Regions from separate parts of the Homo sapiens genome. Here region 1 is linked to region 2. The links are chromatin contacts, found by Hi-C or POLR2A ChIA-PET in ENCODE. All regions are on one chromosome and are shown on one strand. Each heading gives the region's core, a stretch centred on a gene start or an enhancer-like site at or near the end of the contact. The rest is flanking DNA. Distances are from core to core; before and after follow the strand shown. Region 1 holds the start of CKM (creatine kinase, M-type). Region 2 holds the start of FBXO46 (F-box protein 46).

What was found. A loop is a pair of places that touch in the nucleus more often than their neighbours do. ChIA-PET counts read pairs that join two places held with the same protein, here RNA polymerase II (POLR2A). Pooled maps may share reads with other maps.
Region 1: a loop to region 2 is called in a pooled map, with 4 times the contacts of the local background. The contact joins the enhancer-like site here to the promoter of FBXO46 in region 2. A Hi-C loop is called at or near these places in 1 of 50 pooled maps. POLR2A ChIA-PET finds 5 or more read pairs at or near these places in 2 of 52 experiments (HEK293T and activated naive CD8-positive, alpha-beta T cell).

The regions. Positions count from the first base shown.
Region 1 is chr19:45,322,423-45,329,451 of GRCh38, forward strand. CKM (creatine kinase, M-type) reads right to left here and starts at 453. Exons shown (of 8, transcript NM_001824.5): 1 at 399-453. RefSeq lists an enhancer at 1,177-1,419. Within about 2 kb of position 3,914, at least 2 of the 41 ENCODE cell types and tissues checked have a DNase peak (open chromatin) inside an H3K27ac peak, as active enhancers do.
Region 2 is chr19:45,729,212-45,736,216 of GRCh38, forward strand. It overlaps FBXO46 (F-box protein 46), which reads right to left and starts at 1,685. Exons shown (of 2, transcript NM_001080469.2): 1 at 1,638-1,685. It overlaps MEIOSIN (meiosis initiator), which reads left to right and starts at 4,228. Exons shown (of 15, transcript NM_001310124.2): 1 at 4,228-4,455; 2 at 6,166-6,236. The coding sequence starts at 6,166. RefSeq lists a silencer at 540-834 and enhancers at 1,683-1,792, 1,883-2,012.

The DNA.
Region 1 (7,029 bases), core at 2,664-5,163, 400 kb before region 2:
GCTCTTGCAGACTCTGCTAGGCGACAGACACACCTCCCACGGCTTGTGGCGCCAGTGTTGGCGACAAACTGTAATGAACACAGGCCTGGCTCAACAGCCCCTTGCAGGGGGTGACAGTTGGCAGCTGTCAGGACCCCTTTCATCTCGGATCCCTCCCCATAACCCAAGACTTGTGCCGCAGAAATCACAGGTCCCAGTGGGGGGTTCAGGCAGCCTCACAGATGGAGGGGCCTCCCAGACACACAAGGGTCAACCTTCCCACGCACCGACCTGCCTTTGTATAGGAGGATGTTGGTGGAGCAAGGGGTGACACACAGACCCTTTCCCAAGCCAAGCCTCTAGCACCCACAGAAATCCCCTACTCTGGCCCCCACCCAGATTCCCGCCCCGTGCAGTACCTGGCTGGGCTGGGCTGAAGGGGGGCTGTCTGTATCCTGGAGGTGACACTGACCCAAAGGAAGGGCCAGCAGCCGTGGCCTTATATAGGGGGACCTAGGCTGTGCTATTGGCTGGGAGGGGTTGTCCCCAGGGAGGAGTTCTGGAGGGCAGCTGAGCCTCTCACCTCCCTGCTCCCGCACCATACCCACCCTGAACCCAGGCATGCTTTGCGCCCAGCCCCATGGCCTTGTATGGGCTGAGCCGCCCCAGGGGCTGGGCTCACGCCCCCCCACCAAGCTGATACCCTGACCAAGTGCTGAGTTGGGCTGGCGGTGGGGACAGCTGGCCCCCCGCCGGGAACATGGGACGGTGGCTGGGAACGTCCCAAGCACGTAGAAGCCACCGTCCCCTGGCCCCTGAGTCTCCTTCAGCCACCAGCCCTTCCTGTGGCCCTCGGCTCCCCCTGTGCCCCCTGGGCCCTCACCCCTACCCGAGTCCCAGCGGCACCTCGGGGAACCAAGGTGTGGCTCCAGGAGGAGCAGATACCCTGTGAGCTGGAGGAAGCAGAGGCCGGGAGAAGGACCAATTGCAATGGAGGGCAGTCTAACCCCAGAAACCCGCGCTTGGGCGCCCCTTCCTCCTAGGGACTGAGTGGAGGGGAAACTGAGGCTGGCTGAGTTGGAGAGATTCAAACTCAGGGCAAGGGTGGGAGGCGGTGGTCACCCTCCCCCCCACTTAACCCTCGCCCCCTCGGTGCCACTGGGAGATTTCCGCTGTGCGGGGGACAGGGAGGGTCTCGGTCGCCGGGAAAGGAGTTATTTTTAGAGGGCGCTTTGCTGTCTCCTCTGCCGCAAAGGCCGAGACCCGAGGCGCTGGGTATGGGGGGGTTCGGGGGCAGGTGTTGGAGGGGGGTTCGCCACGTGTCCTGGTTAATTATAACCGGGCGTCTCGGGTGTCCTCGGGCCTCGCCTCCTTACAAGGGCAGCCACGGGGCCCTGGGTGGCCGCTCCCACCTCCCGGGGAAGGGGGCTGGGCAGCGACGCCGTTCAGAGCGCGGGCGCCAGACTCGCGCAGATCTGGGCAGAGCAAGCGCTCTCGGCGCCTCGGCTGTGAGCAAGGACTTCCAGGGCTGAGAGGGGGGTTCTGTGGAGGAGAGTACAGTATAGAGGAAGCCGCTTTCTCCTCCTGGGACGCGCCAGGATTGCAGGCTGATCGGGTCTCCTCCTCCAGGGAGCTCCCAGGATTGCGACGAAGAAAAGAATGTCCCTTCCCTCTGAGTTCCTCCCTATCCCAGGGTCTCCTGGGTCTCCTTCACATCTTCTTAGGCAGGTGAGGACTGGCTTAGAGAAAGGGAGCCTCTGTGCCTCTCCCTCAGACTCCTGATCTGAGGGGGGAGGGGAGAGGGGTGCTTTAGAAATATTTACATGGGGCCCAGCCCTTTCCCAGCAAGCTCAGATTGCCGAGGGTCTCCTTCACGGTTACGGAAACTGAGGCCCAGAAAACCAAATGGAACTGGTCTCGAAACAGGGATCTATCAGGCACTTCCTGAGGCTACAACAAAACACAAAACCCCCGCCGTCCTGGAGGTGATAGTGCAAGAGGGTCACAGATGAGGGGACGGCACAGCAGCAGGGGAGGTCGAGGCAGGCCTCTTTGGGAAGATGACATCTGAGCAGAGACCTGAAGGAGAACAGGGAGCCAGCCATGTGCGGCTCTGGGGGGAACAGCAGGTGCAAAGGCGCTGAGGTGAGAATGGCTGGGCACATCTGAGGACAGACAGGAAGGAGGCCAGGGGACTGGAGCAGATGGGGCCAAGGAGAGAGTGGGAGGAAGAAGATGAGGTTGGAGGGGAGACAGGAGCAGACCCATGGTGCCCTAGGGGCTGTGGGAGGAGTTTTAATCCCATTGTGATTGACAGTGAAAATGTTAGATGGGCCGGGCACAGTGGCTCAGGCCCGTAATCCCAGCACTTTGGGAGGCAGAGGCGGAGGCGGGTGGATCACTTGAGGCCAGGAGTTCAAGACCAGCCTGGCCAACATGGTGAAACCCCATCTCTACTAAAAGTACAAAAATTAGCCTGGCATGGTGACACACGCCTGTAATCCCAGCTAGCCAGGAGGCTGAGGCATAAGAATTGCTTGAACCTAGGAGGTGGAGGTTGCAGTGAGCTGAGATGGCACCATTGCCCTCCAGCCTGAGTGACAGAGCAAGACTCAGTCTCACAAAAAAAAAAAAAAAGAAAAGAAAAGAAAAAGAAAATGTTAAATGAACCAGGTATAGAAAGACAAACATCACAAGTTATTTGTGGGATCTAAAAATCAAAACAAGGAGGCTGAGGCAGGAGGATTGCTTGAACCCAGGCAGTCGAGGCTGCAGTGAGCTGTGATCGAGCCACTGCTGCACTCCATCCTGGGCAAGAGAGTGAGACCCTGTCTCACACACACAAAAATTAATTAAAATAACTAAAGGAGTATAATTGGATTGTTTGTAATATAAAGGATAAATGCTTGAGAAGATGGATACCCCATTCTCCACGATGTGATTATTACAAGTTGCATGCCTGTATCAAAACATTTCATGGCCGGGTGCAGTGGCTCACGCCTGTAATCCCAGCACTTTGGGAGGCCGAGGTGGGCAGATCACCTGAGGTCGGGAGTTCAAGACCAGCCTGATCAACGTGGAGAAACCCTGTCTCTACTAAAAATACAAAATTAGCCGGGGTGGTGGCACATGCCTGTAATCCCAGCTACTCGGTAGGCTGAGGCAGGAGAATCGCTTGAACTCGGGAGGCAGAGGTTTCTGCGGGCCGAAATCGCGCCATTGCACTCTAGCCTGGGCAAAAAGAGTGAAACTCCATCTCAAAAAAAAAAAAAAAAAAAAGAACAAAACGTTTCATATACCCCATAAATATACACACCTACTAAATACCTACAAAAAATTTTTTAGAATAATTTTTTAAAATATTAAATGGAAAAAATCATCATCATCATCCCACTGTGAGACTGACAGGAGGCACTGAGGGTCATAAGCAGGGAAGAGGCTGGATCCATGCCACACGCATTTTGGGTGGCACGGTCCAGCCACACCTTGTGGGAGGGTTTGTTTTTTTTTTTTTTTTTTTGAGATGGAGTCTTGCTCTATCACCAGGCAGGAGTGCAATGGTGCGATGTCAGCTCACTGCAACCTCCGCCTCCCAGGTTCAAGCGATTCTCCTGCCTCAGCCTCCCGAGTAGCTGGGACTACAGGCATGGGCCACCACGCTCTGCTAACTTTTATATTTTTAGTAGAGAAGGGGTTTTGCCATGTTGGCCAGGCTAGTCTCAGACTCCTACCTCAGGTGATCCACCCACCTCGGCCTCCCAGAGTGCTGGGATTACAGGCGTGAGGCACCCTGCCGGGCCCATTGCACATTCTTTTTAGCCACACAGTGCCAGAAGCCTTTTCTATGTTCGGGGATTCCCCACTGTAAGCCCTCCTCCTTTGGAGAAGCCAAAGATGCCAGAAACTCAATTTCCCAGAATCCCTTGCAGCAATGGTCCAGGCCAGTGACCTGGGCTGAGCCAATCAAACGCTCCAGCAGGACCTTGTGCCGTGAGCTCCCTCTGCTTTGAGTCTTAAAGAAACAGTTGGCCTTGGGGAGCTTTACAACCCTCATCACGTATCTTCATCCCACCCCCCAGAGCCCGACTGTCAATCCGACCTCTGCCCCTCCACTGCCCACTCTAGCTCAAGACCGCCTCCACTGTCCCTCCTGACCCAACTTCCTCCCTGGACTCCTGTCCCAGTCTTTGCCATTCCCACCTAAACCCTACCTGCTGACCTCCCCTCCTCAGAGCTTGCCATGGCTCCCCAGTGCCCTCAAGGTAAATGAGTATTTGTTGACTAAATAAATAATAGTAACTGTATCTGGCAGATGTAGGCGAGAGTAACCACTACCCAGCTTAAATAGAAAGGACTCTGCTATTGGCTGGGCGCAGTGGCTCACGCCTGTAATCCCAGCACTTTGAGAGGCCGAGGCGGGCGGATCACGAGGTTAGGAGATCGAGACTATCCTGGCTAACACGGTGAAACCCTGTCTCTACTACAAAAATATACAAAAAAAAAAAAATTAGCCGTGCGTGGTGGCAGGCGCATGTCGTCCCAGCTACTCCGGGGCCTGAGGCAGGAGAATGGTGTGAACCCGGGAGGCGGAGTTGCAGTGAGCCGAGATCGCACCACTGCACTTCAGCCTGGGCGACAGAGCGAGACTCCATCTCAAAAAAAAAAAAAAAAAAAAGGACTGTACTATCATGTATTAGGCACTGACAAAATCGTTGGAAGGGCTGAAGGAACACTGCTCGGGCCCCAGAACTACTTTCCTACTTTCCCTCTGGAAAATCTAGTCTTTAGCTTTCCAGCCTCTTCATTGACAGGAGAATGTGCTCGAAGGAGGTTAACATGGACATTAAACAGCCACTCCACAAAGAAGCTTTTGTTTGTTTGTTTGTTTGTTTAGACATGGGTTCTTGATGGGGTCTCGCTATGTTGCTCAGGCTGGAGCACAGTAGTTATTCACAGGCACAATCAGAGTGCACTGCAGCCTCCAATTCCAAGCCTCAAGCAATCCTCCCGCTTCAGCCTCCCGAGTAGCTGGGACTACAGGCGCGCACCACCACTCCAGGCCCTGACAGTTAACTTTTATTGAATACACCTGTATGTCAAGTACTGTGCTAAGTGCTTTACATATGTTGACTTATTTAACGTCCCCAACAATAAGGCTCAGAGAGGTTAAGTGACTTGCCCAAAGTCACACAGCTGGAAGGGGGCAGAACTGGGAATCAAACAGGTACAAGGCTGCCAAGAATGGATTCAGGCTTTGGTGGAAATAACTTCCAGGCTTCTCCCCGACGTCAGACTGTATTGTCAGCCTCTTTCTAGGTCATCAGGCTCTAGTGTACCCACTTCCCCAACCCATCTCCCATCACCCCAGCCATCTGACTTCAGGGTCCAAGGACTTTAATGGGTATTCACTAGTTTAATTTTCCAACAGTCCTATGAAGTGAGTACTGCCAATTTTTTTTTAATTTACTTTTCTTCTGGGAGTCTAGAAGGTACTGCCGTTTTTACAAATCAGGAAAGTAAGGCTGGCCCAGAGAGGTTGCAACACTTATCGAAAGTCACACAGCAGGGAAGTAGCAGAACAAGACTGGACTAGGCTGTCAGTCCTGGAGCTTGTCTTCCTAATCTCTTCCTGATCCCCACTTCTTCATGTCGAACCCCCTTTTCACAGAGGACGAACGCTGGGGCCGAAAAGGGCAAGGGAGTTACCTAAGGTCACAGCCAGTATAACTGGAATTACAGTCTACACTCTTCTCCCTCCATTCCCAAGGCAGCCCTGCCCTCAAACCCTGTCTTACTCTTAAGCATCTCATCTGTCTCTGTCCCTACCCTCAGGAAGAGGCTGCCACCTCCAGGAGAGACTCTGGGAGGGCAGCACTCCACCCCCATGGCCCACCACCCTGTAATGCCCTCCCCCATGCACTCCTCAAATCCCTTTCCCAAACCGGGCCATTTACGATGCCATTTGATTCATAGAAGACAAGTTGTAAATCAAGGCCAGACCCAGGGCTGGGGAGTTGAGACCCTGCCCATTCCTCCTTTCTCTTCCTGGAGAGCCAGGCCAGCCTGCAGCCCCATAATCAGCTGACCAGGGTCTGGTCCATAGGGTAGTGGGTGGTGAATAAAATAACGTCTTTCATGGCTCCCAACTTGTCCTGCCCCAGTCTCTCCAAATCAATCAATCTTTTTTTTTTTCTTTGAGAGGGAGTCTCGCTCTGTCACCCAGGCTGGAGTGCACTGATTCGATCTCGGCTCACTGCAACCTCTGCTTTCCGGGTTCAAGCCGTTATCCTGCCTCAGCCTCCTGAGTGGCTGGGATTCCAGCTGCCATCCACCAGCCTTGGCTAATTTTTGTATTTTTAGTAGAGACAGGGTTTCACCATGTTGGCCAGGCTGGTTTCCAACTCCTGACCTCAAATGATCTGCCCTCCTTGGCATCCCAAAGTGCTAGGATTACAGGCAGGAGCCACTGCGCCTGGCCTAATTTTTGTATTTTTAATAGAGATGGGGTTTCACCATGTTGGCCAGGCTAGTCTTCAACTCCTGACCTCAAGTGATCCGCCCGTCTCAGCCTCCCAAAGTGCTGGGATTACAGGCATGAGCCACTGCACCCAGCCCCAGATCAATCAATTTTATCAAATTAGCTATACATTTCCCTCTAGGTGCTGCTTTAGGTTTATCCCAGGTTGTTTTTTGTTTTGTTTTGTTTTTTTCTTGATGTTGTTTGTTTGTTTAGAGACAGGATCTCACTGTCTCCCAGGCTGGAATGCAGTGGTATGATCTTGGCTCATTGCAGCCTCCATCTCCTGAGCTCAGCGATCCTCCCACCTCAGCCTCCTCAGTAGCTGGGATCACAGATGTGTGCCACCATGCCCAGCTAATTTTTGTATCTTTTGTAAAGACACAGTCTTGCTATGTTGCCCAGCCTGGTCTTGAACTCCTGACCTCAAGCAATCCTCCTGCCTCAGCCTCACAAAGTGCTGGGATTGCAGGTGTAAGCCACCATACCTGGCGTGTTTTTTTTTTTTTTTTTTGAGACGGAGTCTCGCTCTG
Region 2 (7,005 bases), core at 435-2,934:
CTGAGGCCAGGAGTTCAAGACCAGCCTGACCAACATGCAGAAACCCTGTCTCTACTAAAACTACAAAAATTAGCCAGGGCGTGGTGGCACATGCTTGTAATCCCAACTACTCAGGAGGCTGAGGCAGGAGAATCGCTTGAACCCGGGAGGCAGAGGCTACAGTTAGCCATACCACTGCACTCCAGCCTGGGTGACAGAGGGAGACTGTCTCTAAATAAATAAATAAAAATAAATAAAAGACTTGCCTAAGGTCATATAGCAAGTAAATGGCAGAACTAATATTCTAGACTGCTTTGTTCGCTGTCTCTACTCATCACATTGTATATTTCAGTATGGAGAGAGGACTAAATTATAGTGCTGAAAGCACAGATTCTGAGCCAGGCTGCCAAGATCGGAATCCTGAGTCTAGCAATTAATGCTGGATAGCCTTGGGAAAGTTGCTTAATTTCTCTGTACTTCTGCTTCCTTTCTGTAAAATGGAGAAAATAACAGCACCTACCCCTCAGGGGTGTTATCAGAATTAAATGAGTTAATGTGTACAAACAGCTAAGGACAGGGCCAGGCATTTTGTAAAACAATAAGCGTTAGCTGTAATCCACAGTGGGGAGCCCCTACATGCTTCTGAGCTGGGGTGTGTGCCCAGATCAGTGCCAGCTTTTGAGAAAACGCCTCTGGGACTGGACTGGAAAGGAGGAAATCCATTAGCACCTGTAACCCAGTCACATTCCGGGGGCGGAGAACTTCCCACCAACAGCTCTGAGACTGAAACTTCACAGCCCAGCTCTCCCACTAATAGTAACGATTTTAATGACTCCCTTTAACCCTGTTCTCAGAGGCATGCTTGCTGTTCCCATACTACAGATAAGGGCACTGAGGCTCACAGATTTGTCCATGGCACAAAGGGGTGGAAGAATAGGGGATATGAATGCTGTACTTCTCATAGGGATAAACCATTACACTCTTCTAAATTCCACCGGGGAAGTGAGGGTGCGAAAGCCTGTCTCGATGGCCCTTTCTGGCCGTATTATCCTACAGTTCTGTGCCTGTCCAGCTTACCGGGAGTCTCTGGCGGGACTAGGGAAATTATCACTACATCCAGGCCCCTAATTTCACGCTCCTTACCCCACCCTCAGTCCTGGAGCCTAAACCCACACTCTATCCTACCACTGATTTCTCCCTCCTACCTCCTCAACTTGCCTTCCTGCCCCCAATCCGATCCAGAGGCCCCAACCCATTGCGTCCACCGTTCGCCTGTCCCTTGGAGCTTCCAGACCCCCTCACTCATCCTAACCCTGATCCTCATACCCTCGCCGCAGGTTAAGCCCCCATCGAAATCGACCCCTTCAGGGCCTCTACCTGGATGTCCAGCCCAGTCTCCAACTCGGGGCCCACTTCCCCAGCTCTGAGCCCCTTTACAATCAATTCCAAAGCTCCACTCCCACCCCACCTCCAAGACCCCTCCCCAAGCCACCATTCTTCTACTACTACCTCCGGCTCCCATTCCTCCCAGTCCTCTCCCCCAGGCAATCTCCCCTCACCCAGCCCCTTCTTTCGCCCCTGCCTCTTCCCCCTCGTCACCCGGTCCCGAACCCCCGTCCCGACTCTCCAGCGCCCCCGGCCCGCGCCTGGGCTCTCACCATCGCCGCGCGCTGCATCTCCCTCGGCTACGCGGGTTTCCCCCACTCGCTCCTCTCCAGCCTCCCCTTCCGGGTTCTCGTCCCGAAGCCCGCTGGGAATTGAAGTCCGGGCAGCCACGGACTACATCCCCCAGAAGGCAGCACGGTCAAGCTTGGAGGTGGGGTAGGAAGCAAATTAGGCGGGCGGAGGAAAAGAACGACTCGAACTCCCGGGAGACAAAGCCGGGGAGGACTTGGCAGCGCAAGCGCAGGGTGCTTCCCCGCTGGGCGCGCTGGGAGATGGAGTCTAGCCAGGAGGGCTCCATTTTTGCCCGAGGCCCTTGGGAAGGGAATTGAGAATATTGCAATAGGGTGTTGGTGAGGGGTGGAGAGTTGGGGAAGAGCAAATTTATTGATTCATTTGTGCCGATCAACACAATAGCTAACAGCTCCTTGTGCTTTTCCAAACTCCTTCCCATCCATCCCCTTCTTTTTTTTTTTTTTTTTGAGACGGAGTCTTGCTCTGTCACCCAGGCTGGAGTGCAGTGGCGCAATTTCGGCTCACTGCAACCTCCGCCTCCTGGGTTCAAGCGATTCTCCTGCCTGAGCCTCCTGAGTAGCTGGGATTACAGGAGCCCGCCACCACGCCCGGCTAGTTTTTGTATTTTTAGTAAAAACGGAGTTTCACCATGTTGGTCAGGCTGGTCTTGAACTCCTGACCTCATGATCCACCCGCCTCGGCCTCCCAAAGTGCTGGGATTACAGGCGTGAGCCACCGCGCCCGGCCCGTCCCCTCCTTTCTTACCTCCTGATTTACAAATGAGAAAATTAAGCCTTAGGAGGAAGGAAAGTCCCATACATTAGGAGTTAGTCCACATCATAGAATAGCAGCTCCACATCGCTCGAGCCCAGGAGTTCGAGGCAGTGAGCTAGTGTTACACCACCGCCCTCCATGCAGTTCAGCCTGGGCGACAGAATGAGACCCTGCTGCCTCTTAAAATAAAAGAAGGCCGGGCGCGGTGGCTCACGCCTGTAGTCACAGCACTTTGGGAGGCCGAGGCGGGCTGATCACAAGGTCAGGAGATCAAGACCATCCTGGCTAACACACTGAAACCCCATCTCTACTAAAAATACAAAAAATTAGCCGGGCTGGGTGGCGGGTGCCTGTAGTCCCAGCTACTCGGGAGGCTAAGGCAAGAGAATGGCGTGAACCCAGGAGGCGGAGCTTGCAGTGAGCCGAGATCGCGCCACTGCACTCCAGCCTGGGGGACAGAGCGAGATTCCGTCTCAAAAAAAAAAAAAAGAAGAAGAAGAAGAAGAAGCTCCAGGAGGGCAGAGATCTTTGTGTACCTTGTTCAAGCACCTAGAACAGCGTAAACATGTGTTCAGTAAATATTTATTGCATCGGAACTATATGCCAGACACCCTACAGACAACCCTGGTAGGAATTACAATCCCAAATTTATAAGGCAGAAAGAGATTAAGCCTCTTGTCGCTGGCAACACAGCCAAGAAAACGATTTGAACTGAAATGTATTGGATTTCAGGGTTTCTACTCTTGACTAGGTCGTTAGATCATCTCCCCTTAAGACGTATTTTCCAGGCTGGGTGCGGTGGCTCATGCTTATAATCTCAGCCGGGAGACTGGCTTTAGTCCAGGAGTTTAAGACCAAACTAGGCAGCAAAGTGAGACCCTCGTCTCTACCAAAAAAAAAAAAAAAAAAAGCCCAAATCTTTTATTCTTTTTCTTTCTTTTTTTTCCTTTTTTTTTTTTTTTTTTTTTTTGAGACAGAGTCTTGCTCTGTCGCCCAGGCTGGAGTGCAGTGGCGATACCAGCTCATTCAACCTCCACCTCCCAGGTTCAAATGATTCTCCTGCCTCAGCCTCTGGAGTAGTTGGGACTACAGGCGCGCCCCACCATGCCCGGCTAATTTTTGTATTTTTAGCCGAGACGGGGTTTCACCATTGTTGGCCAGGCTGGTCTGGAACTCCTGACCTCAAGTGATCCGCCCGCCTCGTCCTCCCAAGAAGGCCCAATTCAAATGGCCCTCCTCTTTGAATCCTTTCCCAACGTATTGTTCTCTGCATTAACCGAGTTCCCGTCTCACCGGATTCTCATGGTCTCGGAGGTTCTCACGGTCTTCTCGATTGTACTGGGAAGACAGTGGCTAAGTTCCCACCATCTAGCCTGGTGCTTGGCACACAGGAGGCCCTCATGAATCACGAACTGAAGGGAAAAGGTGGAAATGGGACATCATAGGGCCAGAAGGGACACAGGCGAGCTCGCTCTCTCTCTCTTCCTGAGAGTTGGCAGTTGAGGAAACCCAGCCTACTTGGGATGCAACGGCCCTGGACCACGCGGGTCGTGCAGGGGCGTGACCGCTTAAAAAGGCGGGTGGCTGAGCGGGCGCTGATTGGTCACCTAGCGGCTCACGCCGACCAAGGCCTTGTCAGAAGGCTCGAGGCCGAGCTCACGCTGTGCAAGACGACAGGGCCCTTCCCGAGGCGCGCGTGCGCACGGCCACTTGCACCCTGCCCTTTCAACCCCGTCGTCTCGTGCCCAGCACATCTTGGCTGGAACTGGTAGGGGCGTGGCCTGGCCTCAGGAACGCACTCTTGCTCTGCTCCTCACGCCTCGCGCAGGATCCTCGCGCCGGGAGGATTCGCACCCAACCCCAAGCCCGGTTGGGAACGTGGTGTCCGAGACCGTCTGGGATCCCCGCGCGCACGGCCGGCTTCCCGGGACCCGCGCGAGACGCTGTCTGATCGGGCTCCCTAGAGTGGGGCCCGGAGAAACCAGAACGGCGGGGGCAGCCTCACGCCATTTTGCACGCCCTGAGGCGGGTGCTGGAGGCCAAGGGGAATGGGGCGCGGGGCAGGGGGCCTCCCCCAGCACTAGCTGGGCTTAGGGGAACCCGGGATCCCCACAGGAGCTTCCCTCGGTGGGGGGCTCAGGGGAATAGAACATGCTCTGGGTGCAGGGCCACGGGCGACGGAGTTTGGGTTTGAAGCCGGGGGTCCAGGTTCGAGTTTGAGGAACGGAAGACTCTGTTTGTGTTGGGAATCCGGGCTCTCGAGTTCTGATCTGGGATCTCGGGATTTGTGTCTAGGGGTGACTAGTTCTGGAATCTGAAGAGCTTGAGTTTTGTGACTGGAAGCTTTCTCCTTGGAATCCAGAGATCCCAATTTGGGGATCTGGAAGTCTTAGTTCTGAGTTATGATGTAACATTTTGAGAGTCTGGAGCCTGATTTGGGGCAACTGAAGCCTCAGTATAGATTTAGGGCCTAAATCCCAATGTAGAGTATGAAGCTTTAGGATCTGGAGTCGCAGTTTGAGTCTTTAGAAGCACGTTTTAGGGCCTGGAGTGCCCACATTGAGTATGGGAGCTCCAGTTTTAGGGTCTGGGGTTTCAGAGTAGGACCCACATTCGAGATCTCAGTTTTAGGGTTGGGGCCACAATTTGAGGGACAGTTTGGACGTCTAAGAGGTCAATCTGGAGAAGTGAGATTTGTTTCATAGGGGCCTGGATTTCTTATCTTAGGATATAGGTTCATAGTGTTACAGCTTGCAGTCTGTAATCTTAGTATTAGGATCATATTTGAAGATCAGAAGTTGACAGTTTGAGGGTCTGGGGTATCTCAGTATTAGAATTTAGGGTTTGTAGGTTTGGGAGGGCTCCTTTTTTTTTGTTTTTGAGACAAGGTCTCACTTTGTCATCCAGGCTGGAGTGCAGTAGTGCGATTTTAGCTCACTGCAGCCTTGACCTCCTGGGCTCAAACCATCCCCCCACCTCAGGCTCCCAAGTAGCTGGGACTACAAGCATGTGCCACTATGCCCAGGTAATTTTTTTTTTTTTTTTGTAGAGGTGGAGTTTTGTCATATTGCCAGGCTGGTCTCAAACTCCTGAGATCAAGCAATCCTCCTGCCTTGGCCTCCCAAAGTGCTAGGATTACAGGCGTGAGCCACTGTACCTGGCTTTGGGAGGGCTCCAAAGTGAGGATTTAGGTCCTCATTTTGGGACTCTAAAGTATTAGTTTTAGTGCCTTTTTAGAGGTTTAGGGGTTTGTTTTTGTTTTTGTTTTTTGAGACACAGTCTCACTCTGTTGTCCAGGCTGGAGTGCAGTGGCTTAATCCTGGCTCAGTGCAACCTCCGCCTCCCAGGTTCAAGTGATTCTCCTGCCTCAGCCTCCCAAGTAGCTGGGATTACAGTCGTGCACCACCACGCCCGGCTAATTTTTGTATTTTTAGTAGAGATGGGGTTTCACCATGTTGGCCAGGCTGGTCTCAAACTCCTGACCTCGAGTGATTTGCCTGCCTCGGCCTCCCAGAATGCTGGGATTACAGGTGTGAGCTACCACTTCTGGCCAAGGTTTAGCTGTTTAATTTGGGTCTTTGGGCCCATAATTTGTTGGGGCTAGGGACTCTTATTTTGGGATCTCTGGGTGCTCAAAGGAGCATCATAGGGAAGATGAAGGGTGCCCATCAGGGTTCCTGCCCATCCTTCCTGCAATCCCAGAGGTCACTAATCATTCTTTTTCCCTCTTTGCAGATGTTTGGTTCCAGCAGATACTTGGGTTCCTCTGAACAGCCCAGAGCTAATTCACTGGGTCCCAGTGACAGGTAAGGGCTTGCCCCATCTCCCTTATAGCCCCAGCCACTCTCATTGAATAATAATAACAAAAACATTTGCTGAGCATTTACCGTTTGCTAGACTCTTTGCCAAACATTTTGTTTGTATGATAACTGTTAATCCATACAACAATCTCATGAGGAAGTTGTGTACAAAGATGCCTACCATTTTCCAGATGAGAGTACTCTGAGGTGATCGGCAAAGATCATTGCTTATTTATTTATTTATTTATTTTTGAGACAGGGTTTCACTCCTGTTGCCCAGGCTGGAGTGCAGTGTTGCGATCCCAGCTCACTGCAACCTCCGCCTCCTGAACTCAAGTGATTCTCCTGCCTCAGCCTCCCCAGTAGCTGGGACTACAGGCTCATGCCTCCATGCCTGGCTAATTTTTGTATTTTTTGTAAAGATAGGGTTTTGCCATTTTCCCCAGGCTAGTCTTCAACTCCTGGCTTCAAGTGATCTGCCTGTCTCAGCCTCCCAAAGTGCTGGGATTACAGGTGTAAGCCACCATGCCCAGCCCATTTCTTTTTTTATTTTTAGGGCAAAGATAACTTCTAAGGTCCTTGCAGCCTGTGACATTCTGAGTTTGTTTGTTTTCAGAGTTAGGGTATCACTCTGTTGCCCACGTTAGAGTGCAGTGGTGGCATCATAGCTCACTATAGCCTCGGACTCCTGGGTTTGAGCCTGGGCTTGATCCTCCTGCTTCAGCCTTCCGAACAGCTAAGATTACAGGCACATGCCACCACACCCAGCCAGTTT